3 separate regions of the Homo sapiens genome follow, and regions 2 and 3 are each linked to region 1. A link is a loop called in an ENCODE intact Hi-C map of the cell type or tissue named here. Cell type or tissue: HCT116. All regions are shown on one strand. Links, peaks and the distances in the headings refer to the core of each region. The heading gives the core; the rest is flanking DNA. Region 1 overlaps MAP3K2 (mitogen-activated protein kinase kinase kinase 2). Region 2 holds the start of GPR17 (G protein-coupled receptor 17). Region 3 overlaps CYP27C1 (cytochrome P450 family 27 subfamily C member 1).

Evidence for each region. A loop is a pair of places that touch in the nucleus more often than their neighbours do. Peaks named below come from ENCODE experiments on the same cell type or tissue, not always from the same donor. Only the 100,000 strongest peaks of a DNase experiment are listed, where the experiment ranks them.
Region 2: a loop joins it to region 1, with 2.4 times the contacts of the local background. A loop is called at or near these places in 7 of 110 quality-filtered maps.
Region 3: it touches region 1 in a loop (9-fold over the local background); 7 of 110 quality-filtered maps call a loop at or near these places.

Annotation. Positions count from the first base shown.
Region 1 is chr2:127,320,417-127,331,187 of GRCh38, reverse strand. MAP3K2 (mitogen-activated protein kinase kinase kinase 2) reads left to right here. Exons shown (of 17, transcript NM_001371910.2): 6 at 683-796; 7 at 1,180-1,267; 8 at 4,371-4,501; 9 at 5,381-5,460; 10 at 6,947-7,014; 11 at 7,194-7,286; 12 at 8,936-9,142. Among named protein-coding and RNA genes, the nearest start is that of ERCC3, 32 kb to the right of the region's middle. In HCT116, for the core only: a CTCF peak has its summit at 6,330 (motif pointing left); a DNase peak (open chromatin) is centred at 6,362.
Region 2 is chr2:127,644,423-127,655,193 of GRCh38, reverse strand. LIMS2 (LIM zinc finger domain containing 2) reads left to right here. Exons shown (of 10, transcript NM_001161403.3): 3 at 298-364; 4 at 650-770. It overlaps GPR17 (G protein-coupled receptor 17), which reads right to left and starts at 9,041. Exons shown (of 2, transcript NM_001161417.2): 1 at 8,950-9,041; 2 at 2,555-4,478. The coding sequence starts at 4,458. The coding sequence ends at 3,439. RefSeq lists enhancers at 2,728-2,807, 3,327-4,052, 4,053-4,780, 5,186-5,480, 5,507-6,234 and 1 more. In HCT116, for the core only: a CTCF peak has its summit at 5,278 (motif pointing right); a DNase peak (open chromatin) is centred at 5,293.
Region 3 is chr2:127,190,835-127,201,605 of GRCh38, reverse strand. It overlaps CYP27C1 (cytochrome P450 family 27 subfamily C member 1), which reads left to right. Exons shown (of 9, transcript NM_001367502.1): 4 at 275-484; 5 at 2,067-2,230; 6 at 6,105-6,271; 7 at 7,739-7,817; 8 at 8,309-8,512. Among named protein-coding and RNA genes, the nearest start is that of CYP27C1, 24 kb to the left of the region's middle. RefSeq lists a silencer at 4,359-4,653. In HCT116, for the core only: CTCF peaks have their summits at 3,617 (motif pointing left) and 4,492 (motif pointing left); DNase peaks (open chromatin) are centred at 3,595 and 4,485; H3K4me3 peaks cover 1,148 bases.

The sequences.
Region 1 (10,771 bases), core at 4,441-8,440:
GGTGCTTTTGTCCTCTATAACATCTGCTGCATGAGAAGACTAGTGAAAGCAGATTCCACATGCAGGGTTTACTATGGAATAGTTAACTCATTAGCTTATTTGTTTTAGGGTATAGTGGTCAGGTCACTAGGCTCAGAGAGAAGAACTCTAGGTGGGCTGTAGATTGCAGATATGTTACTAGTGGTACCCCTCCATGGCAGCTGTCCTCCATGGCAGGTGCTCAGGATGTTGGTATGTTGAAGAGCACACCAGCTGAGAGTGCAAATTTGTGGTTACTATTGAAAAAAGAACTGAGTTTCATCTATACAGAAGAAAAGTAGTACCTTTATTTCATATGGTCTTTGTCTGTACTTCTTCATTCTTTTTAGGGGCGAACATACTATAACTTAAATTTAGCAATATTATGGAAATATCCTAGAAAATTAATCTTTAAATGTTATTTTCTAGAAGAATGTAATGATTAATAAAGAAAAATTTAAAAACATACATGTTCATTCTAAGATTTTAGTGGCGGTAGAATGAGGAGGGCAAAACAATATACACATACACATTCAGACTTTCATCATAGTAACAAATCAAAGAGCAAGGTATTTTGACATTTGTAATTCCTTAGTAGTGGAGATGCTCATGGAAGAACTTGACCTGGTGAGATAGCTGCATGGTTCCTTATGTTTGTTTTTAGTTGGTAATTCCATTAACTACTCAAGATGACTTGGACAAAGCTGTGGAACTGCTGGATCGTAGTATTCATATGAAGAGCCTCAAGATATTACTTGTAATAAATGGAAGTACACAGGTATGATTTGGGATATTTTTTTCAGTAAGAATTATAGGACTTAGGCTTGTAAAAGTTAACATATGAAACATAATTATATTCTATAATCATTGCAATATTTTCATTATGATTAAATGTAAACTTACATCCTTTAATTACTATACTTTAATATCCTTACTCCTCAAAAACCACAGTCATAGTTATAAATAAGTATAATATGTTGTACATACGAAGCTAATAGAAACTGACAACTTAGAATTATGTTAGAATTAAAATTTCAAAGAGTAGAGGATTTGATTAAGGCTCACAAACAATATAAAATGTTTTGTACTTGGTAGGGGAGAGGATTCTGTTTAAAGCCCCAAGGAGGAAGAATAGCATTAACTGTCTTTTCTCCTTTGTAGGCTACTAATTTAGAACCATTGCCATCACTAGAAGATTTGGATAATACAGTATTTGGAGCAGAGAGGAAAAAACGGCTATCTATAATAGGTAAGAAACTAGTGTCTGAATTATGAAATGAATGATTTCTCAATTTCTTCTCCATCCTTTAATGTAGTGTGGCACCTAAACATATTCCTGATAAATAATATTTTATTTCTCTACTTCCTATAATTTAATTTAAATACACTCTAATATTTGACGTCCCTTGGAAATTCAAGTTTACAGGATTAGTAATCTCCAATTTAAATTCTTTATTTATATACTCAGGGTATTTTAATGTTAACAAATTCAAATAAAACTTTAAAGAGGTTTTAGGCTGGGCGCGGTAGCTCATGCCTGTAATCCCAGCACTTTGGGAGGCCAAGGCGGGCAGATCACAAGGTCAAGAGATCGAGACCATCCTAGCCAACATGGTGAAACCCCATCTCTACTAAAATTACAAAAATTAGCTGGGCGTGGTGGTGCATGCCTGTAGTCCCAGCTACTCAGGAGGCTGAGGCAAGAGGATTGCTTGAACCCGGGAGGCGGAGGTTGCAGTGAGCCGAGATTGTGCCACTGCACTCCAGCCTGGCGACAAAGCAAGACTCCATCTCAAAAAAAAAGGTTTTAATTGTACAAATAGAATGGAGGAAAAAAATTAAAAGAAGTAATTATAATGTATTAAAATTAATAGAGTGTAAATTCACAAGCCTTTCTCTAGGGTTTTAGTGATTGCCAAGAATGCTCTCAAAATAAAGATACTAAGAATTTTTATATTATGCTTTATTATTACTTTATTAGTATTCATTTTCATTTGCCATTAATTTATTGTTATAATTAAGATTATGATATAAAGAAATAAAGATCTTGCATGCTGTAGTTTAAGGAGGCTTTATTCGTGCAACATGAGTTTGACACAGGTACTCTCAACTCCCCATTCTGTCTGTTCTTCAATTTGTATAAAACATTGATAATCTACATTTTTATTTGATAAAAGCATTAACATTGTTTCAAAAAACCGCTGGTATAAATGTTCTTTGAGAGAGGGCAGTGAGTATGGCCATTAAAGATGGCATGAAAACATGTATGAGGGGCGGATTTAAAAGAGAAAAGTTAAAGAGGAGGAAAAACAAATGTGGTTGGGAATCTAAAAAAGATTGGTAACAGAAGAGGATTGTTGATAATCAAAGAAAAAATTGAATTGGCATGTGGACCATCAAAAAAATAGACATTATTCATGTTCTCTTTTGGTCCCCAGAAGAAGCTATTTTATGACCATTCTCTTCGAAGTGTCTGTCTTAAATAAGTCCTACTTTGGGTTTCAGGAATGCAGAAATGCGAGCAGCAGAGGTGATACACAAGCAAAATACAAATGGCTTGTCTTTTGCATTCAGATATATTTCGATATAGTTTTAAAATTTGGTGAAAGAACATTTGAAACACCCAAATTCAAATTCCAGCTCTCTGATGAACCTGAGACCAGTAAATGTGTCTTCATCTTTAAATCATGGGATTGTTGTAGCATTAAATTGAGAGAACACTTGTACATTTTACTTTTCAAACTAGAAAGCTTATTGTACATTTATACATTTTGTACATTGTACAAAGCTCAGATGTTCATTGTACATTTCTTTCTTTATCCCCATTTCTTATCACATTACGGTACTTGTCATTTTTTAAAAAATTGCTAATTCACTTTATTTTATTTATTTTTTGAGACAGAGTCTCACTCCGTCACCCAGGCTGGAGTACAGTGGCGCGGTCTCAGCTAACTGTAACCGCTGCCTCCTGGGTTCAAGTGATTCTCCTGCCTCAGCCTCCTGAATAACTGAGATTACAGGCGCCCGCCACCATGCCTGGCTAATTTTTATATTTTTAGTAGAGATGGGGTTTCAGCCTGTTAGCCAGATTGGTCTCGAACTCCTGACCTCATGTGATCCACCCACCTTGGCCTCCCAGAGTGCTGGGATTACAGGCGTGAGCCACAGTGCCCAGCTCTAATTCACTTTAGTTGCATTAGACAAAACAAGCTAAATGTACTAGTTAAATTGACATTTTAAATATATTTTGAATTAAAATTACACTGAATACCTCAGTCTTATTCTAATAAATATTCTTGTTTGACGTCAGTGCCAGCATAAGAAGAAATTGGAAATCATAAAGTATAGAATTAGTGGTCTTTTATTGGCACTGCTTTAAACTTGGAATGGCTTTGCTAGATATGACCATTATCTATTTTTCTTATATGTTGGCAGTTATTCTTTTTAATTGTTTTTATAAAAGGGAGATGGAGGAAAAACTCCTTTAGGTTAGGAGTGTATGCTGATAAACAGGTCTCAACCAAGAGTGCGTTGGCATACGCATTACTGTGAAAAAGGGTTGTCAAATAAGGAGACAAAATTTTCATAGCTTTTTTTTTTTTTTGGTCCTATCTCCTTTTAGTAATTGACTATATTGATCTTTTGTAAGCACGGGTATATGGAAGGAATAAAAATATTAGGGACCAGTATTATTGTGGCTACAGTTGTTATGAAGCCTAAATCAATCCTGACTCAAATTGAGCTCCTAATCATTTTACAGACAAGTGTAGACAGTACTCTCTTTTATGCACATGTCTTGGTAATAATTTTGCTTTCTTTTTCCTCCCTGTCTCACTAACAAATGCTTGCATATACTCACAATGACTCCTTTACATAAGGCTAAAATGTTTTTTGCTTTAAATTGGACCAGAACTTAAATGCTCACATAGTTTAATTTCAAAAAACTATGAGGAAAGGTGAGACACTGTACTAATAAATATAGCATCATTTCCACAGAACCAAGTAAAATAGAGTGGGTTATTGTCTCATAAGAAATGTGATTACTTAAATAAACTGTCTTAATGCCAGAAATCTATATTGTATTATCATCCTATCAGCAGTCAGAATACCATCCTACCTAGTGAGTATAAATGAATATTATGGTGAGGTTAATAATTATGATAGGGTGGGAATTTACAAAGGTTATAAAGCCATTTGAAGATTTACAAATGAATGTTCTGATAAGTTTTAATAAAAATTGAATTTTCTTTTGCTGAAATTATTAATGATATAATTCAGAAATATAGCCTATTTAAAACAAAACTTGATTCCCTTGCCTATAATTATAAATTACATTATTTTTCTTCCTTGAGGTCCTACTAGTAGAGATAGAAGTTCTCCTCCCCCAGGTTACATTCCAGATGAATTACACCAGGTTGCCCGGAATGGGTCATTCACTAGTATCAACAGTGAAGGAGAGTTCATTCCAGAGAGCATGGACCAAGTAAGCAAAAGTTTGATTTTTTAAATTTAATTTAAAGAGATGTTGTCAGGGTCAGTGTGATTTGGCACGTAACTGGGTGTGTGTGTGTATTATCTCTTCTCTAATTACATATCTTCTTAACTGAACAAAATAGAAAAAATATAGGAAAATGCCCATTAATTTACATGTGCCTGTATAAAGAAAGCTGGAATACAGCTGGTTTTATATTGCTCAATAAGTGAATGAATGAGAGTGAGTGAATGATAATGCATTTGCTTTGTAATTTAACAGCCAGATTTTTTTTTTAAACATTTGAAAGATAGAATGAAACTACAAATATTTACCTTTGTGAAACTGAGGTTTGTGAACTTTCTGAAACATTTAAAAAATACTTCAATTTTATAGTATTAAAATGTTTTCATGGAGTTGCTGTTATTCCCTTAACATTGCATTGCATCGCATTATATGTTCACACTATTATAGTAGTTTACATTTTCTAATAATGTAATAGTCATAGTGTCATTAGTCTCAGTTTGGGTGGGGCCATTGTTCAGTTTTCAGTAAGCAAAATAGTGTGAAATATTGTAGCTTTTAATTATTTAGTCAATAGTCTATAGAGAAAGAATATTTTTCTCTTAGGAAATTTTGAAGTCGTGGCTTGCTTACAAGGGACATTTGAAAATGAGTAACTCTGGAGAGTGACCACTATTGAGTATGGAATTGTTCTAAAATTGTGAGTGAGGGTTGCACAACTCTCAGTATTCTAAAAGCCTTGACTTGTATACTTTAAATGGGTGAATTTTATGTTACATGAAGTATGTCTAATTAAGGCAGGTTTTTTTAATAAGCAACTTTTGGTTATATCAAATTGAATCATGGTGGAACTCCTTTTTTTCCTAGATGCTGGATCCATTATCTTTAAGCAGCCCTGAAAATTCTGGCTCAGGAAGTTGTCCATCACTTGATAGTCCTTTGGATGGGTAATGTTTATCGTAGTTTTTGGAGGGTTTATTTGTTTATTTGAGACAGAGTTTTGCTGTCACCCAGGCTGGAGCGCAGTGGCGTGAATGCGGCTTACTGCAGCCTTGACCTCCTTGGCTCCATCAGTCCTCCCACCTCTGACCCCCGAGGAACTAGGACCAAAGGCATTTGCTATTAATACCACATCTGGCTATTTTGTTTGTATTATTTGTAGAGATGGGGGTCTCACTTTGTTACCCAGGCTGATCTTGAACTCCTGGGCTCAAGCGAACCTCCTGCCTTGGTCTCCTAAAGCGCTGGGATTACACACATGAGCCACCATGCTCAGCTTACTGTAGTTTTCTTTTTTAATAGATATGAGTAAATATTCATACAGATAGAATGTTGAATTATCAGTAACTTTTTTGTGCTACATTCAGAGGAATAGAATTGGTACTTGTGTATGATGACGGCAGATGAATTTTTGCACAGTGTGGATAAATCCCTTTACCTCATGGGACTCAGTATCTTTGTTAGTTAAAAGGAAATCTGATTATAATAGTTTGAGTATTCCTGCTTGTCAAAATTGTGTGTTTGAAGGCAAATCAAATTTAGAATTTATGTACATTTACTTTTAAAACTGTGTTTATGAAAAGTGCTATCAACTTTTACATTAATATGTTTGGTTTTGGAAATTTCCTGAGTTATTTCACCTGTTCAGGATTATGTTCATTCTGGCACCAGATTAGAAATAATTTAAATTCTTGGAAATTGTAGCCCACTGTGTCACATTGGTACATGTAGGCAAAAATTTAAGTACTTTTGTGAAAAAGCTGTTCAGGAATATGAGCAGGATAAAGTTGCAAAATGTGAATTTTTTGTTACACGTGCTCCCCCTCCTGGTCTCAATAGGACAGTATTCTTGGTAATCCTCTCTGGAATTGCTTTATGAAAGCAAATTCTGAAAAAAATAACTAATATTGCGTGGGAATGCACATTTAAGTTTCTTTTATCCATGTATATGAAATTTCTGTCTGTGTCAATGTCTATCTTAAGGTAGACATTTAAGAAATTCAGGGAAGTAGTAACGAGAAAGCTATATATTTGAGTACTTACCATTTGCAAAACACTATCCTGGATACCTTACTTATGTACACTTGAATAGTTGGAAATTATCTTTTTTGTTGATGCAGAAGGGTGATTTGCCAAGGTTACATAGTTAAGTGGCAGAGCTTGGATTGAAACACAGTGCTTAGAAACACCTAATGATTCCAAAATACGTCATTCTTCCACTGTACTGTAAGGTTAATTTTAAGTCATGCTCTTTGCCTACATGTACCAAGTAAGTGTAGTTTTTCTTTTTTAGGTATGCTAACCTTTCAAAGTGAGCTCCTTTACACAAACACATACAGAGAGGCACAGATAGATATAGATATTGCTCAAAGATTTTCTTTTTAATGTCTTACGTTCTTTCTGTAAACTTAATGTGATGTTTTTTCTTTATAGAGAGAGCTATCCAAAATCACGAATGCCTAGGGCTCAGAGCTACCCAGATAATCATCAGGAATTTTCAGGTTAGACTTTATAAATTCTAAATGTTTAAATGTTTATGTCATTGGATAATGTTTTGGCTGGGAGGGAGAGGGGGGATTTTTGAAAAGTCAAATAAAGATTTATAAATGTGCTTTTCATCATTAGAAATATTTAACTTTTTTTTTTAAATAAAAGATAACCATCTTATATGTCTTAACAGACTATGATAACCCTATCTTTGAGAAATTTGGAAAAGGAGGAACATATCCAAGAAGGTATCATGTTTCATATCATCATCAAGAGTATAATGATGGTAAGTTTCTAGCAATTAGACCACAAGAATAGTTAAAAAATCTCAACAACAAAAATAAATACAAAAATTTTTTAAAACCTCATATTTGTGTTAATACCATTAGAAAAATATGAGGAATTGTGTTATAACAAAAGTATAATGGGCATTTTGGCTTTATGACAACTTATAAGACTTGGTTATCCCTTAAAAGAAAATGAATAATTTTTTGTTTTAAGAGACAAGGTTTTGTTGCCCAGGCGGGAGTGCTGTGGCATGATCTTAGCTCACTGTAACTTTAAATTCCTGGGCTCAAGTGATCTTCCTGCCTTGGCTTCCTGAGTTCAGGTGTGTGCCATTACAGGCATTTGCCATCACACCCAGCTAATTAAAAAATTTTTTTTGTAGAGACAGTGTCCCACCATGTTGCCCAGGCTGGTCTTGAAGTCTTGGGCTCAAGCGGTCCTCCTGCCTCAGCCTCCCAAAGTGCTGGGATTACAGGTGTGAGCCACTGCACTTGGCCAAGAAGGAGTAATTTTCTTTCTTTCTTTTTTTTTTTTCCCCTGAGACAGAGTCTCACTCTGTTCTGTCACCCAGGCTGGAGTGCAGTGGCATGATCTCTGCTCACTGCACCCTCCACCTCCTGGGTTCAAGCGATTCTCACCTGGCTAATTTTTGTATTTTTAGTAGAGATGGGGTTTTGCCATGTTGGCCAGGCTGGTCTCAAAACTCCTGATCTCCAGTGATCCACTTGCCTTGGCCTCCCAAAGTGCTAGGATTACAGGCGTGAGCCACCGTGCCCGGCCTAATTTTTGTATTTTTAGTAGAGATGGGGTTTTGCCATGTTGCCCAGGCTGGTCTCGAACTCCTGGGCTCAAGTGATCTGCCTGCCTTGGCCTCCCAAAGTGCTGGGATTACAGGCATGAGCCACTGCACCCATCCAAAAGGAGTAACTTTTAAATGATATTAGAAAATTACTCTTTGATGATGAGATTGATACTTACATCATCCCTTTAAGAAAAAAAATTACTGGCCAGGTGCGGTGGCTCATGCCTGTAATCCCAGCACTTTGGGAGGCCGAGGCGGGTGGATCACCTGAGGTCAGGAGTATGAGACCAGCCTGGCCAACGTGATGAAACCCCGTCTCTACTAAAAATACAAAAAATTAGCTGGGCATGGTGGTGGGCGCCTGTAATCCCAGCTACTTGGGAGGCTGAGACAGGAGAATCGCTTGAACCCTGGAGGCGGAGGTTGCAGTGAGCCGAGATTGTACCACTGCACTCCAGCCTGGGCAACAAGAGTGAAACTCCATCTCAAAAAGAAAAGAAAAAAATTACTACCTGTGAACTTCTGCATCTTTGTTTTAGATTTTAAAATCATTATTGGAAATGAGAGTAAATTTTTTTCCTCCTTTTTATCCAGAAGTGAGGAGGTTCCTTTTTAAGATGTGTGTGTGTATGTTTCTGTGTGCACACTCATACATGTTTTATCATAAGAGATTATTTGAATTTGTATTCAGATCCTGTTTATTTTTTCCCACCCAATCATTCCTATTTGAGTTTCTTAGCCTAGTCACAGGACAAATTTCTATTCTCTACATTACAAATTTTAAATACTTTAAAAGTATAACATATTAATAAAAGGTATAAGGTCATTCTCTTTTCATTTTTTAGGTCGTAAAACTTTTCCAAGAGCTAGAAGGACCCAGGGGACCAGCTTACGGTCTCCTGTGAGTTTCAGTCCTACTGATCATTCCTTAAGCACTAGTAGTGGAAGCAGTATCTTTACCCCAGAGTATGATGATAGTCGAATAAGAAGAAGGGGAAGTGACATAGACAATCCTACTTTGACCGTAATGGACATCAGCCCACCCAGCCGTTGTAAGTAATAGAACTTGGTATAGTGAAATGTAGAGCAGAATCTTTGCAGAATTTTATATTATTAAAAGGAATAAATACTAAGTGAGTTTTTGGGGTCAGATGAACTACTCAAAAAAGGTAATAATGGTGTTTCTAAAGGTGGTTGGAATGTCAGGTATAAGCATGGTATCACTGCTAATTACTTTAGATAATTCTGTTCTTCACTTGTATTAGGAAAATTATTACCAACTAGTCATTCTTTATCCATGCATTCCACATATCCTTGTTGAATGCCTACCACTGAGATTTCAAACATAATCTCCAAGACATAATCTAATGGGATAGATGATACATGGAGAAATAATTATTGTATAGCATTTAAATGTGAGTAGAAATCACCAGCTGAGGAGATAATGTGCAAGAGGCCATAACATCATCTAAAAATGGGGAATAGTTCAATTTTTGGCTGATGTGGGAGTATCTTACTTGAAATAGTGGGAATAGGCCTACAGTGGTAACTCAGGCTGGATTGCAAAGCATTCAGACCTTACTGTGTAAGCAGTGCATACAAAGATTCATGTTCAAAGATGTTTATTGCAGCACTATTTGCATACTCTGAATTCCTTTTTGTGTGCTAGTGTGTCATAGTTTACTTTTATATCCATATTGACCCCATGCTATATTGCTGTTATTTTTGCTTTAGACAGCTATCTTTTGAAGTGATTAAAAATAAGAGAAAAATGTCTTTTATATATATCTTCAGTCTATTCATTTTTATAGATCTTTGTATATATCCAAAATCTGTATAAACAAAGACAGATCCAAGATCTATTGGGTATCAAATTCCTTCTGCCTGAAAAACTGCATTTTAACCTTTCTTGTAATATAGGCATGCTGGTACTGAGTTCATTCTGCTTTTGTTTGTTTGAAAAAAGTCTATTTCTCCTTCATTTTTGAAACAGGATCTCACTCTGTCACTCAGGCTGTGGTGCAATCTCAACTCATTGCAACCTCTGCCTTCTGGGCTCAAGCAATCCTCCCACTTCAAACTCCCAAGTATCTGGCACTACAGGCATGCACCACCATGCCCAGATAATTTTTGTATTTTTTGTAGAGAGTGGGTTTTGCTGTGTTGCCCAGGCTGGTCTTGAACTCTTGGGCTTAAGCTGATTCACCTGCCTCAACCTCCCAAAGTGCTGGGATTACAGGTGTGAGCCACTGCACCTGGCCTTTCTAGCACTTTAAAGCTATTGTCCCATTGTCTTCTGGCTTATATACTTCCTGAAGAGAAATCTGCTATAATTCTTATCTTTGTTCCTCCATATGTAATATGCTTTCTTCCCCCACAGCTGCCCCAGCTGCTTTCAAGATTTTGTCTTTGATTTTCTACAGTGTGAATATGACGTGTCTAGGTATATTTGTGTAGGGTTCCCAGCTGGTGTTCTTTCAGTTTATTATATTTATAGTTTGTCTGTGAAAAGTTCTCAGTTGTTACCTCTCCAAGTATTTTTTCTGTCTCATTCTTCCTTTTTCTTTTGGGATTCCTATTACCTATACACTAGACTATTTGATACTGTCTCATACCTCTGTTGTCTCTCTCTCTCCCTCCCTCTCCCTTTCTCCCTGTCTCCCTCTCTCCCCCACCATTGA
Region 2 (10,771 bases), core at 3,158-7,157, 330 kb before region 1:
AGCCTGTTCTCCGGACCAACAGGGTCCAGATCCTCAGTAGACACCAGTGGCCCTTTGACAGGTGGCCTCACGGACCTCTCCAGCTTCCACGGGGGCACCTCCCTTTGCACCCCACCATCCCAAAAGGGCCAGTGTCCTCTCTGGCCAGGCCTGGGACCCACTGCTCCAGCCTCAGCCCGGCATGCCCCTGCCTCAGTGCCTCATCCCCTGCTGTCAGGTCCTGACCCAACAAGGGCCTGGGCTGCTCATGGGGATGATAGGTGGTTTGCTTGTCCTCTCTCTGCGACCCCTTTGCAGTTTGAAGGCCGGAAGTACTGCGAACACGACTTCCAAATGCTGTTTGCTCCGTGCTGTGGATCCTGCGGTAAGGCCGGTGACAGTACACATCCTGGGCTGCCTGGGAAGTGGGCAGCAGTGGCGGGGGGCAGGGGGCCGAGGGGGTACACAGAACTGGCCCAGCTCTTTCCTAACTCCCCACCTTGCCTCTCTGAGCGGCAGCCGTCAGGCCCCCTACAGGCATCACCATCCCACGAGGGAGCCCATGGGCCAGGCAGAGAGCAGGCGGAGTGCTAGGTGGACAGGGCTTGGGAGGGTCCGAAGAGGGGACAGGCACGTGCTCCCCAGCCAGCAGGGACCTGTCTTCTTCCAGGTGAGTTCATCATTGGCCGCGTCATCAAGGCCATGAACAACAACTGGCACCCGGGCTGCTTCCGCTGCGAGCTGTGTGATGTGGAGCTGGCTGACCTGGGCTTTGTGAAGAATGCCGGCAGGTGAGGTGGCCGTGTTGGGCCAGAGAGGACTGGGCCACAGCCCTTCCTGGCACACCTGCCACCTCTCCTGTGTGCTACCCACTTGCTGAGGGCGCAGAAGGGTCCCGGTGCTGCAGCCTGCACTGATGTAGCTGCCCTCCCTCCAGGTCACCCCGGGGCGGATAGTCCAGCTCCCAGTTTACAGGGCCCCACGCTCAGCGAGCTCCTGGCAGCCTCTCGGGAGCCATGAGAAATCCTCACACTCTGCCACCCCCCTGGCCACCCCATCTACTGACCCCACCTGTCCACCTTCTCCTGCCTGTACCTGTGCAGCTCAGTGTGGCTGGAGGGAGATGCCCACATTTACTCTAAATTGAGGGCCACAAACCTCATGGGTACTCCAGAAGTTCCCACCTTCTGCGAACCCTTGGTCTCTCATCCTCCCTTCCCAAGCACTGTCCCTATAGCAGGTGGCCTTGTCTCCCACCTCCCCTGGCCCTAGCTCTGAGATCCCGTGCAGCCCGGCCTCTGTCTGTGAGCCCTGTTCATCCCCACACTTTCTCCAGGGCTTGCTTCTCCACGCCACTCTCTCGTCCTTTCTGAAGGACTGGGCTGGGGAGCTGGGTTAAAAACACTGCTGGGCCTTCCTCCCCGGCTTCTCCCAGCACACCCGCTGCCCCTCGCGTGTGCTACCCTGGCCTCATCTGCCCAGGGACCCACACCTCCTCTTGACCCCTCAGCAGCCCTCACCACAGCTGCTGAGGTGCAGAAACGCCCCCCTTCTGGCACCCGGGACCCTGAGTTCCTGTGGTTCTGCCCGCCCCCACAGCTGCACCTGCTCACTCCCCTCCTCTGAGTCACCTTTCTCCCTGTCTCTCCATGGGGAGTCGTCTGGGGCTCCGTGCCCGGCCCTCATGGCTGCCCTTGCAGACAGAATCCTAGAGCCCTAAATGGCACATGTGTCTGGAGAATTCCAGGCTCCACTTCAGGCCTCTCTCTCGCTGTCCTCAGCTGCCCACATGTCACCTCCACTTGGTGTCCACCAGGCATCCCAAACGCAATGAGGCACAAGCAGTTTGGGATTCTCCTCCACTGACCACCAAGGCTGCCTCTGCATGCGTCCCCTGTATCAGTGAGAGGCAGCGCCGACCCCCAGAGGCCCCAGCCATGCTTCCCCTGCCACACTCTCTCTGTCCGGGCACTCTGCTCCCTCCCGCAGCTCCTCCGAGATGCTTCCCCGACACTACCGAGCTCTTGTCCGTGTGCTGCCCGTGAGAGAGGCACGTGGCCTGGGGCCTGGCGTCCGGCCCACTGTCCTCGGAGCTGGGCGGTGCCTGGCATTGAGCAGCTTGTCTAAATGAAGGGCTGAGGGGCAGACGGTGCAGTGCAGGGGCCGAGGGACAGCACCAGGAGCTCGTGCTGACCAGCAACGTCGCCGACAGGGTGTGTGGAGCGAGCCCAATCTCCTTCCTGAGCCAAGGTTTGCACAGGGCCACTGCCCCAAGGGCTGGTTGGGGAAATCTGAAAGATGCTGGAAACGTTTTGGAAAGTCAAACATGCTACAAAAGCATGTTGCCGTAAGGACGGTGCAGGGTGGCAGCTAGAGTGAGGAATGAGGGCCCCTACTTGGCCCTCCCAGCCCCACAGTGCAGAACCTCAGAATCTGGGCAGATGTGCTGTGAGCTGCCAGAGCCCCAGCAAGAGAGCCCACGAGGCTGCCTCTGCCACTGTACCACCACTTCACCATTCTTGGGTCAGAGAAGTTCTGGGAAACGCTTCATGTTGACCAAACATAACAACCTGTGTAGTCTTAAAGCTACAGTTATATTTATGGTCCGTACAAACAAATACAAAAAAGGACATGTTAGGGAAATATCTGCACACTAGCAAGGGAAATAGCTCAGGCGGAGAGAGGCCTCTCTGGAGGAAGTGGGTCTGGGTCAGTGGGAGGCAGGTGCACAGCCCAGCCCTGGCCTGAGCTGAGCTCCCGTGACTGCACATGCTTGTCCAGGACTGGGAGGCCTGGGAGCCTGTCAAAGAGCTCTGGGGGTTGCAGGCTTGTGCGTGGGGTTACAGCAGGAGAGATCCAGAATCCAGAGCTGTGCTGAGTCCCTGCAGGCCGTGAGTGCTGACGTCCGCTGGCAACCAGCCTGAAATGTGTGGCCTGTGTCTCTTCAACTCAGGCAGTGTGTGTCTGGCAGAGGCACTACAGAGGGGACTCAGAGTACCTTGCACTGCAAAGGAGTATTGAGACTCCCTCCCCGTCCCCACCAGGACTCCCAGGTCCCTCTTCTGGGTCATTTGCAGCCTGCCTTCAGGGTCTTTCTGCTGAGCCTCGCCGATGAGCGATTCTGTAGCGGGAAGGAGGCTGGGAGCCTAGCGGGAAAGAAAGGCCTCCATTGTTCAGGGGTTGTTCTTCCGGCCTCCTCTCTCCCTGCCACAGATGAAGTCGTTGAGTGTCTAGGAGCCATTGTAGCCATCACAAGCCCCTGCAGAGGGGTGGCCGATGGATCCCCTTTGTCAGTTCTTCCTTTTTATGGGTTGAGACTAGGCGATCTAGAGAAATGGTGGGCATCTGCTGAGATTTCAGGTTGCTTGCTGGGGAGGTGGCTGGGGAAAGGGCAGATGCCTCTTGCTGGGTCTGCTGAGTCCTAAACAGTCTGCGCTCGGCCTGGACGGCGCCCCCCGCTCACAGCTCTGACTTGGCACTCAGCGAGCTCTCGTTGGTTTTCCCTTCGAAGCTGGGGGGCGGGCCCTTGAGCCTTTTGCCACAGAGCAAGTTGCACAGGGCGTGGCGGAACTTCTCAGCCACGAAGAAATACATGATGGGGTCGAGTGCCCCGTTGAGGCTGGTGAGGCAGGAGGTGATGCGGTTTGCCAGGGCCAGGATGCGCTGGGTGGCGCAGGAGGCCCCATGGCTGCGGTAGTGCAGCACGTAGACGGAGCGGTTGACGTGGTAGGGCACGAAGCAGACCAGGAAGATGGCCAGCACTATGGCGATCATGCGCACTGCCTTGGTCTTGAGGCGCTTCTCCACACGCAGGCCCTGCCGCAGGCTGCGGATGATCAGCAGGTAGCAGGTGACCGTGGTGATGAACGGGAAGGTGAAGGCCACTGCCAGGGACACCAGGGCATGGTGGGAGGCCTTCTCCCGGTACAGCTGCAGGCAGACCACCGTGTGGTTGGTCTGCACGGTCTGTGGGCTCACCAGCAGCGGGGCCATGGCCACAGCCACCACCACCCACAGGAAGGCACAGGCCAGGTGTGCGTAGAGGGGCCTGCGGAGCTTGAGGGACTTGACCGGGTGCACAATGGCCAGGAAACGGTCGGCGCTGATGCAGGTGAGGAAGTAGATGCTGGCGTACATGTTGAGGTAGAAGAGGAAGCCGGTGAGACGGCATGCGATTTCCCCAAATGGCCAGTGGTTCCCAGAGAAGTGGTAGACCAGGCGGGTGGGCAGGACCAGCACGCACGACAAGTCGGCCACGGCCAGATGCATCAGGAACACGTTGGCCGGGGTCCCGGACTTGTGGTCTCGGATGAAAAGCCACAGAGCCAGGGTATTGCCAACTAAAGCCAGGATAAAATCCAGAAGGTAGAAGGAGGCGAACAGCATGTTCTCCAGTGGCGTCTCCTGGCCACATTGCTCTGCCGTGGCCAGGGAGAAGTTGGTGATCAGACCTGGGGGAGCCACTTCAAGGCCATTCATGCTTTGGCTGGAGTCAGAGCCTGGAGGGAACAAGCAAACAGTTCACAATGAGCTTGCGATCTAGGCAGCTTCACGCTCTCTGAAGTCCAGAAGTCAGGCCTCCAATGCCTTCAGAACCTCCCACTTTCAAGCTCAGCACCGCCCACGGGGCTGCTGAGGGGACCTCCTTGTCCATTTGGTGTGCGTGAGCGTCAGAGGCATTCTGAACTTCAGCACAAGGCAAACGCAGAACCAGGGCTTGGAATTTCGCCGCTATGCAGCTGCACCCCTGCCACCCAGGAGATCTGAGGCTCCTCAGAGCTGGGAGGACCGGGTCAGTGCCATGGCGGGGAATGGGACGTGAGCCTTGCCTGGGTGAGGCTCTGGGTTTTCTGTTCTGCCTCTGAGGTGTGCTGTCTGAGTGACAGGGGTGGTGAGGGGCGGGGGCAGTGTGTCTCCGGGATTCCAGCTCCTCCTCAGCCCAAGCCTTGGCAGGTGAGTTCTGTTCATCCTGAGTGCCTGGACCCTCCCTGACCCACCTGCCCACAGGTGCAGTGGCCGGGGTGTCACCGCTTTCTGCTTCCCCTGACCATGGCTTGCCCCTGGCACTTAGGAGGGTGCCCCCAGGATGGCAGCAAGGGCTGTACCCTGGGACGTCAGAGGTCTACTCTTTTTACCCACCTGAGAGTTTCAGCATCTCTCTTGGGGGCTTTCTGGATCCAGCCCACCAACTCCGTTTGGACATCCTGACAGGTGGGGAGACCTGTGTTTAGGAGAAGCCTGTGCCTGGGTATCAGGCCAGCTGGGAGTATTTTCTCTCCCAGAGTAGATCCACCACCAGGGGGCAGCATCTCTTCCAGGAGGGGAAGACCCATTTTACCCAGCGTCAGAGACACTGGCCAGCGCTGTTGAGGACGGATCTGCAGCCCCAGAGAGGCCTGGAGGCCTCGTGGCTTGCCCACGTTTGAAGGCCAAGTGCAGAGCCCTGTGACAGTCCTGGGTAACAAGTCATGTCCGTCTGGTGAACCCTGGGTCTGGATAGGGTGCTCCCCACCCTCAGCAGAGAAACCCACTCTTGTTTTGATTTTAGTCAACTCAGAAGATTGAAGAAGGAGAGTGAGGGTCCCAAACACTCTGCCTCCCCAACCCAGGCCTGCGAGTGGCAGTGTGGGCAGGCGGTGGGGCCAGAGCAGCCCGCAGCCCGGAACCAGGGCAGGACAGCGCACCTGGCCTGCCTTTGAATTGGGGTCACCAGCGGGCTTCGGCCAGGTGGGTGCTGATGATGGCACAGCTTCTGGGGCTCCTCTGGGCACCTGGCTTCCCAGTATCCACCATCCCCACCCTGCACAGCCAGGCTGAAGCAGAGGCTGGAGAGAGGTTTGCATAAGAGAAGCTGGCATCCTGCCTGTGCCCATTGTGGCAGCAGGAGGGGAGGAGGCACGGGCCACAGCCCTGGCAGGGTCCTCATCCTGGGCGAGCCTGGCTCTGCACCGAACAGCCGGGGTCCTGCCTGCAGCAAATTCACTCTGCACATTTCTCCCTGCCCTTCCTTCCTTCCTTCCTTCCTTCCTTCCTTCCTTCCTTCCTTCCTACCTTCCTCTCTCTCTCACTTCGCTTTGCTTGTTTGCTTGCTTTTCTTTATTTTCCTTTTTTCTTTTCTTTTTTCTTTTTTTCTTTTCTTTTTCCTTCCTTCCTTCCTTTCTTCTTTTCTCTTTCTTTCTTTTTCTTTCTTTCCTCCCTCCCTCCCCTTCCTCCCCTCCCCTCCCTCCCCTCCCCTCCCTCCCCTCCCCCCCTCCCCTCCCCTCCCCTCCCTCTCTTTTTTCTTTTTTTCTTTCTCTTTTTCAAGGTCTCCCTCTGTCACCCAGGCTGGAGTGCAGTGGTGCAATCAGCTCACTGCAGCCTCAACCTCCAGGGCTCAAGTGATCCTCCCACCTCAACCTCCTGAATAGCTGGGACTACAGGCGCACACCACCACACCCGGCTAATTTTTGTATTTTTTGGTAGAGACGGTTTTGCCATGTTGCCCAGGCTGGTCTCAAACTCCTGGGCTCAAGTGATCCTCTCTCCTTGGCCTCCCAAAGTGCTCCTTGGCCTCCCAAAGTGCTGGGATTACAGGCATGAGTCACTGCGCCCAGCCCCTCTCCTCTTACTGATTCCACAGGGCTGTCTCAGGATGCTGGTGGCACGGGGCAGAGAGGGCATGGTGACTGTTCATGGACACAGCAGCCCCTCGAGGAGGAGGCTGGAGCCATCCTCATATGGAGGAGAAGCAGGCATGGTGGTGGCCCTAGCCCTAGGGAAGGGTGGGCCGCACCCTTCCTTCAGGAGAGCGAGTGGCCAGCTGCTGTGGCCCTCACATGGAGGGTGAGGGCTGGCCCGAGCACCTGGCCATCAATGTCCTCAAGCAAAGGGGAGGGCAACTACCTAATAATATTACCTTTTAGCTATTTCTCTAGGCAGGTTCCCCTACCTGAAAAGATTGCCCCCGGCTTCAGAGTGTTTCAAGATGCCTGAAGTTCTAACACCAGAGATGGTTTCCTGCTGCTTCCAGGAACAGGGTCTGTTCTTAGTCCAATGTGGAGTTCCTCATGGGGACCCCATTCCCCAGGAATCCAGGTTCCACAGTACTCTGACTTGGTCTGGCTGGTCTCGGCTGGCACTTTCCCTAGGACTGCTAAAACCACGGTGAGGGCGGAGAGCTGAGGGCCGAAGAAGGCGGGGTGAGTGATGCTTGGGAGAGGGAGACAGGCTTGGCTGAAGCCCTGGGGAAGGGCTGAGGGCTGTGAAGGGGGCTGTGGAGGAGAGGTAAAAGGAGGGAGGAACACAGCCCTTGACAGGGCCTGTGAGGCAGGGGAGAACAGGGAGCAGGTACCGGTGGGACGGTGGCAGGGGAGGGGGGCCCATGACTTTGAGGGTGTCGTGTTGCATGTGCTGGGGGTGAGGACCCGGAGACTGGAGGAACAGGGCTCCAGGGCAGACGCATGGGCAAGCAGAGAGGACAGCCCATGGTAGATGGGAGGGGCACACAGGTGTGCTGTTTTCAGGTTGGCAGGAGAGGAGGAAGGTGTGTGCGGGGAGGCCCTGGAGACTGGAAGAGGAGAGGGGGCCCAGTGAGTGAGGGGCCCTTGTTAGAACCTGGGGGTGGGAAGGGGCCAAGGTGGGTGCCCTCCACCCCAGGCTGTCCCTCAGGCCTGTGCTGTGCCCCACAGTGCAGGCATCACCTGGCCCCACGAGAGAGCAGCTCATAGGTACGACTGACCACTCTGCCTGGCATGGTGGGGGCCTGCCTGTGCTGGCTCAAACCAGTTTTAGCCCCATGTTGCAGGTTAGGGAGTCAAGGCTGAGTGTCTGCTAACTTGTCTTAGGTCACTTGACCAGGGGACATTGGCCCTGGAGCTGGAAGTGAGACCGGGGAAACGGTCTCACTCCCTGGAAGACCGCCAGGGTGGGGAGTGTGACTCAGTCTCAGAGTTTGCCATGGAGTTGTCTCCCAGGCTCAGCACCCCCTCCTGGCCCTGGGGCCACTCCCTCATTTTAGGGGCCCATGTATGAAATGAGAATGTGCAGCCCCTTGCTCAAAAAGGAAGAGTTTCAGGACAGTGACGGCAGAGTGTTACTGGGCTCAGGGCCCTGAGTGACGGCAGGGGTGGCATATCTCATGGCACCAGGTGGGCCTGTGGTGCCTCCTGCCTCCAGCCCGGGGGCCTCAGCCTGGGCACTGCCCTCCACTTCCTGCCCGGGCCGAAGGGCGTGCCCCTCGCTCTCTCTGGGACTGAGACTCCATTTTAAACAGCTTTCTGGTTGGTTTCAGGTTTGCTGAGGTTTCTTCTCCCTTTCTGTCCCCCGTTTGAGGAGTTCTGATACTGATTGTTGCAGTTTGGTCTGAGATGGGCCCCGCTTCACTCTCTGTTGCCCTTTAGAAACACAAACTTCAGTCTAGACTCGCTGGTTCCTCACGACTCACTGGTCAGACGGCCACCGAGCCGGTGTCCGTAAGAGGAAAGGGCGTGGCATGGGCCGGGGCCTGGGCAGTGTTGGGTCCCGTGGCTGTGGGTGAGTCGAGCATCTAGGACAGGTCATAGGCCTCTGTGGAGGTGGCAGGTGGGCATGTGTGGCCTCGGGGAGGGCCTGTGGTGGCAGCGCCATGGCCAGGTGGTGGCAGTTTCCTTTGCATTAGCGCCACTCCATCCCTGGCCCGAGCCCTCTCCCAGGCATCTGGCTCCTCTATGGGTCAAGGCTGCCTAATGGTTAGGGGCAGCGGTGCTGTCATTGCAGCCTGGACTGCCGGCAAGCCACTTCCCCTCTGCAAGCCCCCATCAGAGGGACGAAACACCGCTTTGTGGGCTGCTGTGAATTCAGACTGTGGTCAGCCTTCGATGCACAGGTCAGACCATCACCAAAGAGATGGGACGAGACAGGCTGCTGCCTGTCTCCCTGGGCAGGGCTCCCCGCTGAGTGTTTCCTCTGCTTAGCCCTGGGCTCCCAGTCCACCCCACCCAGCCTGCCCCTTACCTCTAGCTGCTGGTCCGGGAGGAAGGGACAGGGGTCTGCGGGGCAGCAGGTGATCTCCGCCCGTGGGTGTCGGTGGTGGCAGGGGGCTCCTTGCCGCTGTGGGTGGAACGCTGGCTATTTAAGGAGAGGAAGGGAGACCACAGCCCCTCTGGCCCTGAAAGGCTGCTTCATTCCTGAGGGGTCCCTTGTTGTGTCGGGCTGCTCCTCTGGCTGCTGCTGCTGCTGCCACCGGAGCGTGAATATTCTAGTGTGTCCCTAGCCCATGCCCCCCGCCCCCAGCTTGGCCACATAGTCTGAGTGTGTGACTGTCTCAGAGACTCAGAGCAGGCGGGGGCTGGGTGGGGGGCTTGGGCTGGAGCTGAGGGACACAACAGGACGTTTCAGAAGGGGATGATTTCCTACTGATGGGGGGCAGGGAGGGGCCGGCTGTCATGGCAACAGGCGGCGCTCCCAGGCCTGCGCCCGCAGACGGCGGAGGGGGCCTGTGAACGGAGGGTGGGAGGCCGAGGAGTCTTGCTCACGGAGTGAGAGGCGACTCTTTGAGGACACTTGCTGTAGGGTCCTTGTGTCCTGCCCTGTATAATGAGGCCCCATTTGGGCACACAGAATAAATCATGGCCTTTATCTGGAGCGAGGAACAGCTGCAGGAGCCTCATAATGGGGCGCTGTCCTGTCCGTGAGGATGCGGCTCAGCTCAGAGGCCGGGTGCTCGCCGGTGCAGCTCCCCTTCTGCACGGAAGCCCATGAATCTGACCGCTGGCCTGGGGCTCCTCCCTGGGGTGGCTCCGGGCTGGGGTGCCTTTGAATGCTGCCGGCGGCCGCCTCTGAGACTGAGTGAACAAAGTTCATTTCTCTCTGTCTTTCTGAAAATGATACATCCAGCAACATGGGAAACCAAATCACCCTTCCTGGTTTCAAAAGACTTTACATTTTGTTGTTTAAACATTGAAAACTGTATGTATGTGGCTAGCATTTAAGGGGCAGTGTCTTAAATTTGTCTCTTCACATCACCCTGTGCAGCTGGGATTATTGCCCCATTTTACAGACAAGGAAACTGAGGCTCAGGCAAATGAAGAAACTCACCCATCAACAAACAGTAGGAAGCAACAGAGCCAGGATTTGAACCCAAGCACATGTCACTCCAGAACTTAGGCTCCGTGTGTGTGTGTGTTTTGTTTTTCTGCTGCATTTTGAATTTAGAATTCTTAGATTTGATCCTAATTCAACCTGAAAAAGAATTCTGAAGGCCACCTTTAGATCTGATGCTGTGATCTGGTCTGTTGAGAAGCTGTTTCCCATCTGGACTTCCTTCAAGAGAGATGGGCTTCCCAGTTTGTCTGGCCTGAGAGCCAGCTGGGTGTGAGGTGTCTGAGCCGGGGCGCAGGTCTCTTTCCTGTTGTGCCCGCAGGCGGCTGTCTGGAAGAACTGGCCCAGGCTGGTTGGAAAGGTGGTGGCTTGAAGCTAACCACCCTGAGCAGGGCATTTCTGGGCTCACAGACCTTCTGTTATTGGGGTGATCACTGTCGATGGCTTCAAGGGCATTGACCGTGGTGATGGAGTTTTGAGGCGTTGAGCTGATTCCTGCATCTTTGAGACAGAAATAATTCCTCGTGGGTTGAGTGTTGTCCTGACGCTCAGGAGGAGTCACCAGAATGTGGAGTGGGGTCATGGGGCCTACATGCTGAGTCTGGGACAGAGGCACCGCAGGGGGCATGGGCTGGCCGCCATAGGCGCCAGGTGGGGCAGCTCAGCCCCAGACCTGCTGAGGAGGTGGCCTGGGGTTGGGGCTGGGGCACAGGTGTCTGGGCAAGGGTGGGCTTCA
Region 3 (10,771 bases), core at 2,698-6,697, 130 kb after region 1:
CTCAGAGTCTTCGAATTTCCTCCAGAGAGTGGGCTTCTTCATCTGTGCCTCCCAGGGCTGTGGGGCTCCTTAGGTGAAGCAGCAACAGCACCACCTGTCAGCCCTAAATGCCAGCACCCTGCAGTTCAGGATGCAGAGAAATCCTCAGAGGGACGATGCCTCATTCATGAAAGGCACCTGGACCACGTTTGAAAGTTGCATTTATGGCCCAACATTGCCTGTTGGTATGGTAAATAATCTAGAAGAGGGTTTTCAAATTCTCTTTCCTGTCTAGGAGTGGCCACCATCCTTTATGAGAGTCGTTTGGGCTGCCTGGAAAACAGCATCCCACAGCTGACTGTGGAATACATCGAGGCCCTGGAGCTCATGTTTAGCATGTTCAAGACCTCCATGTATGCAGGCGCCATCCCCAGATGGCTTCGCCCCTTCATCCCAAAGCCCTGGCGGGAATTCTGCAGGTCCTGGGATGGACTCTTCAAATTCAGTAAGAGAAGAATTGAGAGCACCTTTTGCAGAAGCAGGTTGACCTGCCGTGTTGTGTGTCTAACTCTCATCCAGACAATGGGTGACCATAGCAGAGGATGCCTAGATGTAGTCACGTGTTAGTTTTTGGACCCATAACTTTTGGATTTTTTTTTTTTTTGAGACGGAGTCTGGCTCTGTCGCCCATGCTGGAGTGCAGTGGTGTGATCTCAGCTCACTGCAACCTCTGCCTCCTAGGTTCAAGTGATTATCATGCCTCAGCCTCCTGAGTAGCTGCGATTACAGGCACCTGCCACCATGCCTGGCTAATTATTTTGTATTTTTAGTAGAGATGGGGTTTCACCATGTTGGCCAGGCTGGTCTTGAATTCCTGACCTCAGGTGATCACCCACCTTGACCTCCTAAAGTGCTGGGATTACAAGTGTGAGCCACCACGCCTGGCCATGGATTTGTTTTTCAAAGAAGCAAAAAGCATGTGGGTTGTGACTACAGGTAACATGATCAGTTTTTTCATTTTAAAATAATTTTTATTTTCACTAGCATGCTAGCAGGGACAGGTACAAGTAAATGTCCATGCAAGATGATGTCTTTACTCCAAATAAATTGGTCAGTGCTTAAAATGTAGAGTTTCAGGTCCACGCACATTCATTTGAATGTGACAATTTTTGTTCAAATCCAAGGTGAGATTACAAAGAGATTTGTTTTCTTATGTGACTAAAATTTTTACTATAAAAGCATTGCCAAAAATAAAGAAATTATTTTCAAAATGCTTAGAACAATGTTCTAGAGCAATGCTAACACTGAATAAAGTGTTTCATGGTGTCTTTTCAAGATCAATATTTAGGCTGGGTGCAGTGGCTCACGCCTGTAATCCCAGCACTTTGGGAGGCCGAGGTGGGAGGATCACCTGAGGTCAGTAGTTAAAGACCAGCCTGGCCAACATGGCGAAACTGCGTCTCTACTAAAAATACAAAAATTAGCTGGGCGTGGTGGCGCGTGCCTGTAATTCCAGCTACTTGGGAGGCTGAGGCAGGAGAATGGCTTGAACCCGGGAGGCGGAGGTTGCAGTGAGCCGAGATCCTGCCACTGCACTCCAGCCTGGGCCACAGAGCGAGCCTCTGTCTTAAGGAAACAACAACAACCACAACATTTATTTGAATATAGAAGTCCTGAAGTCTGTGCTGTATGGTAACATCCCAGATAATAATGTGTGGCCTTTTCCCCTCCACTCATTTTCTCTTCTGAAAGTGTGGTAGAAAAAAATAAAAGAGTTTGCATTTTGTTACTCATATTATATAAATAATTTATTTGGCTATTGGATTAGTAAAGCAAACATCTGCAAATATCCTACAGCTTATTTTTAAAAAGGAAGATACGTTTAGCTTGTCTTTTAACTTTTCATTCATTTACATAAGCAAGTGTATGAGTGAAACTCCCAGGTTGACGTTAGATAAATTGGGTTTCCTTACCCTCTGTCACCTGCCACTGGTTTAGTTAAGCTACTGGGAGGACAGAGGGCTTTGAGACTGAAAAGATGATTCTCAACCCAAACTCCTTTCAAAAGAAATACTGTTTTCAAACAGGCCAAATTCATGTTGACAACAAGTTGAGGGACATACAGTACCAAATGGACCGAGGCCGGAGGGTGAGCGGGGGACTTCTCACATACCTCTTCCTTAGCCAGGCTCTGACGCTGCAGGAGATCTACGCCAACGTGACTGAGATGCTGCTGGCCGGCGTCGACACGGTGAGTCTGGGGGTCCTGTTCTCAGCAAGCAACACACGATAACCCCTTCCTCATCACCTCATGGACGTTGTCTACTTTTTTGGAGCGGGAGGATGGAGTTTTACTCTATTGCCCAGGCTGGAGTGCAATGGCATGGTCTCGGCTCACTGCAACCTCTGCCTCTCAGGTTCAAGTGATTCTCTTGCCTCAGCCTCCAGAGTAGCTGGGATTACAGGCGCCCGCCACCACTTCCAGCTAATGTTTTGTACTTTTAGTAGCAACGGGGGTTTCACCATGTTGGCCAGGCTGGTCTCGAACTCCCGGCCTCAGGTGATCCACCCGCCTTGGCCTCCCAAAGTGCTGGGATTACAGGCATGAGCCACTGCGACTGGCCGTTGTCTACTTTTAAGGCAGATTTGTTTAGCACACTGTTCATGTTTGTACTAGGCCTGCTGCACTGCTGGGGGGCTCCAGGAGGAGAAAACTCTGTGTATGCAGTCACGCCTCACTTAATGATGCAGATTTGTTCTGAGAAATGCGTTGTTGGGTGGTCCTGTCATTGCGTGAACATCTTAGAGTGTATTTACACAAACCTAGATGGTAGCCTACCACATACCTAGGCTGCACGGTAGAGCCTATTACTCCTAGGCTACACAACTGTACGGAATGTTACTGTACTGAATACTGTGGGCAGCTGGAACACAGTGGTAAGTATGTGTGTATCTAACATACTTAAACATTGGCAAGCTACAGTACAAATGTGGCTTTATAATCTTATGGGATCACCATTGTATATTGGGTCCATCATTGACCAAAACATCACTATACGATGCATGATTGTATATTAAATGTAAGGTGCATAATGATTTCTGTGAAAAGCATAACCAAAATTCCATTAGCACACACACAAAATGATAATAAATGTTTAAAGTTTACAAATCATTCCTGATTTGTAAACATTTTGTCATTGTTTCATAATTTCATACATGAAGAGGGTACAGACATTAAAAACCTTATTAGTTATCATTTAAAATATTCCAGGCCATGGAATTTATTTATAAAGCCAAGAATTCATTTCATTCACTCCCCAATTTGTTCTATAAAGCCAACATAACTTCAAAACCAAAACCTGCTAAAGAGAGTGTAAAGAAAGTAAACTAAAGCAGTTTGGTTGATGAGTGCGTGTGTGTGTGTGTGTGTGTGTGTGTGTATCAACAAATTCCCTGTGAATGGAGCCCAGTAGCATGGCAGATCAATGATACACTGGGACCAGGGAGGGTTCATATCAGAATGAGACAGAGCACTGCCCATTAACCTGGGGGGAACCCACAGGCTATCCGATGGGAAAGGAAGAGGCAGACCAGCATGTATACTGTGTCCTGTGAGTAAGATGCAGCGGCACCGCCCCCTCCCGGCTGTGTGCATCTGCACATCTGTCCGTGACTGTGCGAACACAGAGCAGCGCGTGGAGGGAACACACTAGATAGTTAACATGGGTTTTTGGCTGGCTGGGGGTGGCATGGTCCGGGGGGAATAAGGAGCCAAGTTCCTTTCAAAAGCACATGTGTAATATGATACAATTAATAGGATACGTGTGAAAATGATCGCCGTGTAGGTACAGGTGAAAGCAGTTGTAAAATTTGCTAAAAGGAAATGGCAAAACAGGGAGGAGCTAGGCTGATGCTTTCAGTGGGTGGAAGATAATGAAATTTCTGGCTGGAAACTGGGGAAGCTGCGGGCTGGGGTGCTGCTGGTGGTCGGGTGGAAAGAGAGAATTAAGATTGCGTGACGCTTCGCTGTTTCCAAAGCATTGCACGCACACCCTGCCTGTCTCACAGCTTCCTCTAAGGTAGGAGTCATTGACTTCATTAACAGGTGGGGAAACTAAACAACCAAGCCCATCATCTCAAAGCTTTTCCTTTGCACGGGTGCTTCCCGGCCTTGAATAAGGCACGCCCCGCACAGACCTACATCTTAAAGGGGCAAAAAAGCCTCAAGGCTTTATTTTTATTGTAATATCACTTAAGCATGTAAAAGCGAAAAACAAAACAAAACAAAACAAAAACAAACCCACACAGCATAAACTCCTTATTCTTTTGGATTTTGTGCAACAATAAAACAAAAAGTATATGAACTAAATGCAAACTAAATGATGCAATCAATGAGAATTCTAATTAACTACCTGAATGTGATGGTGTGGATTCGCTCAAATTAAGACACCACTTGAAAGGTGAAGAAATCAATGAATGGCTTCGTCGCTGAGCTTGTGCCTCCTGTCCCCTGGTGGTAACTAAGAACATCACAATGAGGTGGCATTCAGAAGGAAGCTGTTCCTTTTAGCATCCTACAATAGAAGCCAGGGAACAAATTCTTACAACTTCATACTGATTTTTAAAAATTAGTATGATTTTATTGCGGTATAACTTATGCATAGTCAACTCCATTTAAACTGCATAATGCGATACAGATTTTTGACAGATGGAATCATTTATGAAACCACTGCCACATTTTTCTAAACATTGATGAGAATGGAATCATATAGCATGCTGTCTTTTCCATCTGGCTTCCTGCACTCAGAAGAATGACTCAGGTTCATTCATGTGGTGGCATAGAACAGTAATTGATTCTTTTTTATTACTAAGTAGTATTCCATTGTATGGATATACCACATTTTTTCCATAAAAATGTGATCTAAATAGAAATTTTCTATTCTCTTGATAGGAAGCATCTAAGTAATCTTTTATAATTTATAAGACCTTGCACATTATATTATATATACAAGAGGGCTGCCCTCTAAAACACGTGATATCTTCTACAAGAAAATGATATCAATATTGCCTGCTTAAATTAGTTTTTTTTTTTTGGTGAAAGAGAAAGGCCTTTATACTGTGGCATTTCCTTGTTTACTAGAGAGTGAAATGTAGTCCCATAGATGATACTATTGATTTTAGCGAAAATCTTGGGACCTACGAGAATAAAACAATTATTTTCAATAAGTAGAAAGGTTTGAGAAGAGGTATAAAAAATGACATGGCTGACCGGGCGTGGTGGCTCACGCCTGTAATCCCAGCACTTTGGGAGACCCGAGGTGGGCAGATCACAAGGTCAGGAGTTCCAGACCATCCTGGCTAACAGTGAAATCCTGTCTCTCCTAAAAATACAAAAAATTAGCCGGGCGTGGTGGTGAGCGCCTGTAGTCCCAGCTACTCGGGAGGCTGAGGCAGGAGAATGGCATGAACCCGGGAGGCAGAGCTTGCAGTGAGCCGAGATCGCGTCACTGCATTCCAGCCTGGGCGACAGAGCGAGACTCCGTCTCAAAAAAAAAAAAAAAGACACTGCTTTGCATAGACGAGTTATTGACTTGCTCTGTGTGGACCTTACTTGATGAAGGCAGGACACGATGGCTAACTAGTGATCTCCTGTGCACTCCAATCTCTAGATTAGGGCAGCCAGAGTGGGCCGGGCCCAGCATCCTGGGGATGCCGGGGGGCAGCCTGAGGCCCTTTCTGGCACACACCGAGCAAGCCCTGCAAAGAAGGTCACACAAAGTCCCAGCAGATCCTCCAGGCTCCACGGCATCCCTGACATATTGCTCTTCAGTGATTAAAAAAAGCTCCAGGATCATTTTTCCTGTGGCTCTTCATGACAGGAGCACATGAATCATAGAGTCAATGTCACTTGCCAAATACGTTCAGTTATTTATTTATTTATTTATTTGCCATGAATTAAGGAAACAGTCTTTCGTTTTTAGTAAGACATTAGGTGCTATATGGAATTGGATGAGTTTGACTTTGTGCTGTGTGTATTCCCAGGGGACTTCCTACCTGCCACCGCCTCTGTTTCAGTCCCTGGTGTTACTCACTGCCTGCCTGTGTCTGCCACTTTCTCTCCTTAGACGTCCTTCACCTTGTCTTGGACTGTGTACCTCCTGGCAAGGCACCCAGAAGTGCAGCAGACGGTGTACCGGGAGATTGTGAAGAATTTAGGGGAAAGGCATGTTCCAACTGCAGCTGATGTCCCCAAGGTCCCGCTGGTCAGAGCTCTCCTTAAGGAAACCCTGAGGTAAAAGGCTCGCCAGAATCCGTCAACAAACTGTGTCCCTTAGGTCCCTGGTTCTCTATCACAACAAGTCCTCCAAATGCCCCCCCGGCTGACCTGTTCAGGATGAGGATGTTCGTGACTGTTATTTTTTCTCTGCTCTTGTCAGAATAGCAGAAAGACCATTCTGTTTTATGGGTCGACATAATCCTTGTTCTCTGTAAAGATCTTTGGGCCAGGCACAGTGGCTCACGCCTGTAATCCCAGCACTTTGGGAGGCCAAGGCAGATTACCTGAGGTCAGGAGTTCAAGAGCAGCCTGGCCAACATGGTGAAACTGCGTCTCTACTAAAAATACAAAAATTAGCAGGGCGTGGTGGTAGGCACCTGTAGTCCCAGCTACTTGGGAGGCTGGGGCAAGAGAATCGCTTGAAGTTAGGTGATGGAGCCAAGATTGCACCAGTGCACTCCAGCCTGGGCAACAGAGCGAGGCTCTGTCTCAAAAAAAAAAAAAAAAGAAAAAAGATCTTTGGAGCAGTCATTGAATATTGTCCCTGCTTTAGCCAATTGGCTTACTGGGGGTTTCCCAAAATGTTCCTGGGTCAATGGCCTTTGACTTTGTTCCTCTGAAGATAACACGAAACAAGATCGATTTGTTAGGAAAATAGTTTGACCTGTTCAGCTGATTTGCAGACCTGGATACAAACCTCATGGTTCTTGAGTGAATGTTCTCATCTGGGTTTAGACGCCACCCAGTGAGGCTCAATTACTCCCAGACAGGGCTTTCCTGACAAACAGAAAAGCCGGAGGGATGTGGGTTGTCCTGGGTTGAGGGGATGGTTTGGGTAGGAGGTGGGATTAGGGACGGATTACATCCCTTCCCCCAAACACGGCATCCTCTGTGAGGAAATGCTGCGACAAAAAGCAAAGCTTGTTTTCTGCAGTATATACTAAAGAATTCTTTCAAAGCTGACTTGATAATGACCGTCAACCTATATAGCATGCTGTTGAACCTCAAAATTAAAAAAAAAGAAGCAGCTGGCTGTGGGGTTTATTGGTATTTGTCAATTAAAGTTTTATTCAGGGTTTTCTGAGATAATCCGATCGCCGAAGTATCTTTTCTCCAAATGCATTTCATGGGGCCTTAAGTCCTATGAACTATTCCTTGATAAAGTGGTCCCGTGGTCACATAAAATATTAGAAACTTGGAATTTCCCTCCTGGGAACACAATGGCATGTGAAAGGCTTGGCTTTGTGTTTTGCAAATGTTTTGCTTTGGGAGTCTTTTCCACATTCCTCAGAATACTCGCTGGTAAAGCAAGCCAACAAAGAAGCAGCAAAGGTCCTTGCAAAATGTTTCAGTTGAAAATGTACCATGTGTTACTTTTTAAGAATTTTTAATGGAAATGGGAATATATCCAGGGTTCTGAACGTTCAATAAAATACTGTGAAAGTCACCACGCCATTCCCGTCCCCGCTGGCTCTTTTCCAGGCTGTTTCCAGTGCTGCCAGGGAACGGCCGGGTCACCCAGGAAGACCTGGTTATTGGCGGGTATCTGATTCCGAAAGGCGTGAGTTTGGGGCCATGGGGGTGGCCAGGCCTTGCGGGTCGGGGTTGAATTGGAATCTGCTTCTACCTTCAGGAAGTCTTTGTCCCTAAGCAGAGATCAATAGGTTTCCTTTTCTTTTGCATGTATTTTAAGATGAAGATGGGGTGTTGGGAGAAAGGAAGGGAATGGTGTGATCTCACTGCTCTGGAAACTTACTGCTCACCAGCAAGGCAGCCCATGCTCCTTGGCCTGCTCCCCAGGCCGTGTGGAAGTGGCCAGTCACCGCTGGGAGTCTCTGAAGGGCTCGACGGTCTTCTCAGTGGCTGCAGTGACATTTGGGGTGCAGTGTGGAGTGGGAAGGGGGGAGCGGCTGCCATCCTGGGTGTGAGTGGACCCGGGCGGCCCCCAGGCGGGAGCACCCCGGGAGACTGTCCGGCTAGGGCTCTGGGCCCTGCCCTGCTCTTGAGTGATTCTGCCCCTTTTCCCTTTTCTGTCATCCCTGATTTCCTCAGACCCAGCTGGCCCTTTGCCACTATGCCACATCGTACCAGGATGAGAACTTCCCTCGGGCCAAGGAGTTCCGGCCTGAGCGCTGGCTGCGGAAAGGAGACTTAGATAGAGTTGACAATTTTGGATCCATCCCCTTTGGTCATGGGGTTCGCAGCTGCATAGGGCGGAGAATTGCAGAACTGGAGATTCACCTCGTCGTGATCCAGGTAGGGCGTGGAGGCCAAACGTTGGCCTTTGGGTTCGGCCTCTTTCTACTGGGCACAACAGGATAAAGACTTCCAGGTTGAAAAGCAAAGACGGTTTTGGAAACTTAAGATCAAGAGCCGTCAGGCACTGTGGCTCACACCTGTGGTCCCAGCTACTCAGGAGGCTGAGGCGGGAGGCTCACTTGAACCCAGGAGTTCAAGGCTGCAGTGAGCCGTGATCACACCACGGCACTCCAGCCTGGGCGACAGAGTGAGACCCTATCCAAAAATAAGAGCTCTGCATGATATCCTTTGAAAATGCCTCCCCATCTCCCGTGCCCACCCTGTCCTCCAACCGCGTGGCTACACTCTGAGAAACCCTGGAGGTCTAAGCGAGGCCCTGTGGGGATTGGGGACCCCGCCTCCACCTCTAGTGGCCGTGTCTGCAGTTAGGAGCTGGCCTCTCAGGCACCGTCAGCAGCAGCCCCCCCCCCCGGGAAAGGCACAGTGGTGCTCTTGCTGGTCTCCTTTGTTTAACTGACCCAACCATTTACACAGAGCAGTGGTTCTCAAGCTTCTTAGGTTGTGAAACATCAGGAAGCCCTGGGTGTTGTTACAGAACACCTTACATGTGAAGATACATAATTCTGGGTTTGCACCGTATCTGGATTCAGGCTATAGCAGGAACTAAATAACACCTGAAGGAAATTTTATAAAAGTAAAGTCAATGGCGGAGAAAATTCCACCCATTAGCCTCTCCTGCAAGTTGGAGAAGACTGTTTCAGCGACGGGAAACCTTGGCCCGAAGTTTGGGAGCTCCATCGTTGCCTGAACATTTGGAGAATGTGGGGAGTGCCTGGTGACCTCATCTCCCCATTTTACTGATGAGGAAACCGAGGCTCAGAAAGCAACAGCCACTTACCAAGTCCCACAGTGGCAGGTGCAGGGCAGGATCCAGGTGTCTTGACTTTTCCCCTACAAGTCATGCAGGTGCCCCCTCCAGGCTCACTGGGAGACCGGAGCTGGGCAGAAGGGAGAGTAAGGGACCAGGGAAGCCTGGTTGGCTGGGAGGAGGGGTAGAGGGATTCTGGATGGTCAGGCTCAGGGTGGGCACCAGAGCTGGAGAAGGTAAGGGTCTACTGCCCAGGGAGGAGGCACAGAACGAGGTGTGGGGAGAACCCCCACTGGCTCAGGGCTGGCTCTGGAGGCACAGGTGGCCCATGAGACTCTGCTGGGGTGGGGCTGGTGGGACCAAGTGGCCATCCCACCTTTGTGTGGATGTGGCCGCTGCCCCTGTCCCTGGGAGTATGTGAGTGGCAGCTCGATGTGTAGGGGGAGCTCAGGGCAAGCTGGCTTCACCCTCAGTTCTGCCACTTGCTGGCTCCGGGACCTTGGCAGGTTTCTCAGCCACCTGAGCTGAGCCTGTCACGTCATTTACAAAAGGGGCCAAATCCCTGCCTGATAGGTGTGTGAGGAGTAAAAACAGTCCACGTACAGAGTCTGTGCCCAAGAAGTGGAAGCTGTTCTCATCTTCTGAGCCCTGCACTAAGTCTGCTGTGGGGAGTGTTTTCAGGAAGGTCTCAGCTCCCTAAAATGCTGCTGTGCCTCCCGCAGCCACTGCACCCTCCCGAAGGGCATCGGTGAGTTGGGAGGGATGCTTGTTGCCCCCAGGCTCTGGCTGCCTGAAGAACCGGGGTAGACACCTGAGCAAGAGGCCAGCGGTGAAATGGTATTTGGAGCTCGTGATGGGGTCTTGTTTGCTGCTGTCAACATATGAATATAACTGCTAAAGTTTTTGCTTAAAAAGTCCTCATTTCTACCTGGGCAAGTGTAGAAAGGGAGCATCACGGTTTTTATTTTATTTTATTATTTTTTTTGAGTCTTGCTCTGTCGCCAGGCTAGAGTGCAGTGGTGCAATCGGCTCACTGCAACCTCCGCCTCCTGGGGTCATGCAATTCTCCTGCCTCAGCCTCTGGAGTAGCTGAGATTACAGGTGCCCATCACCACGCCCAGCTAATTTTTGTATTTTTAAGTAGAGATGGGGATTCATCATGTTGGCCAGGCTGGTCCCGAACTATTGACCTCAAGTGATCCACCTGCCTTGGCCTCCCAAAGTGCTGGGATTACAGGTGTGAGCCACTGTGCCTGGCCCATGATTTTTTTTTTTTTTTTTCAGAGTCTCACCCTGTCACCCAGGCTGGAGTGCAGTGGCGCAATCTCGGGTCGCTGCAACTCTGTCTCCCGGGTTCAAGCGATTCTCCTGCCTCAGCCTCTGGAGTA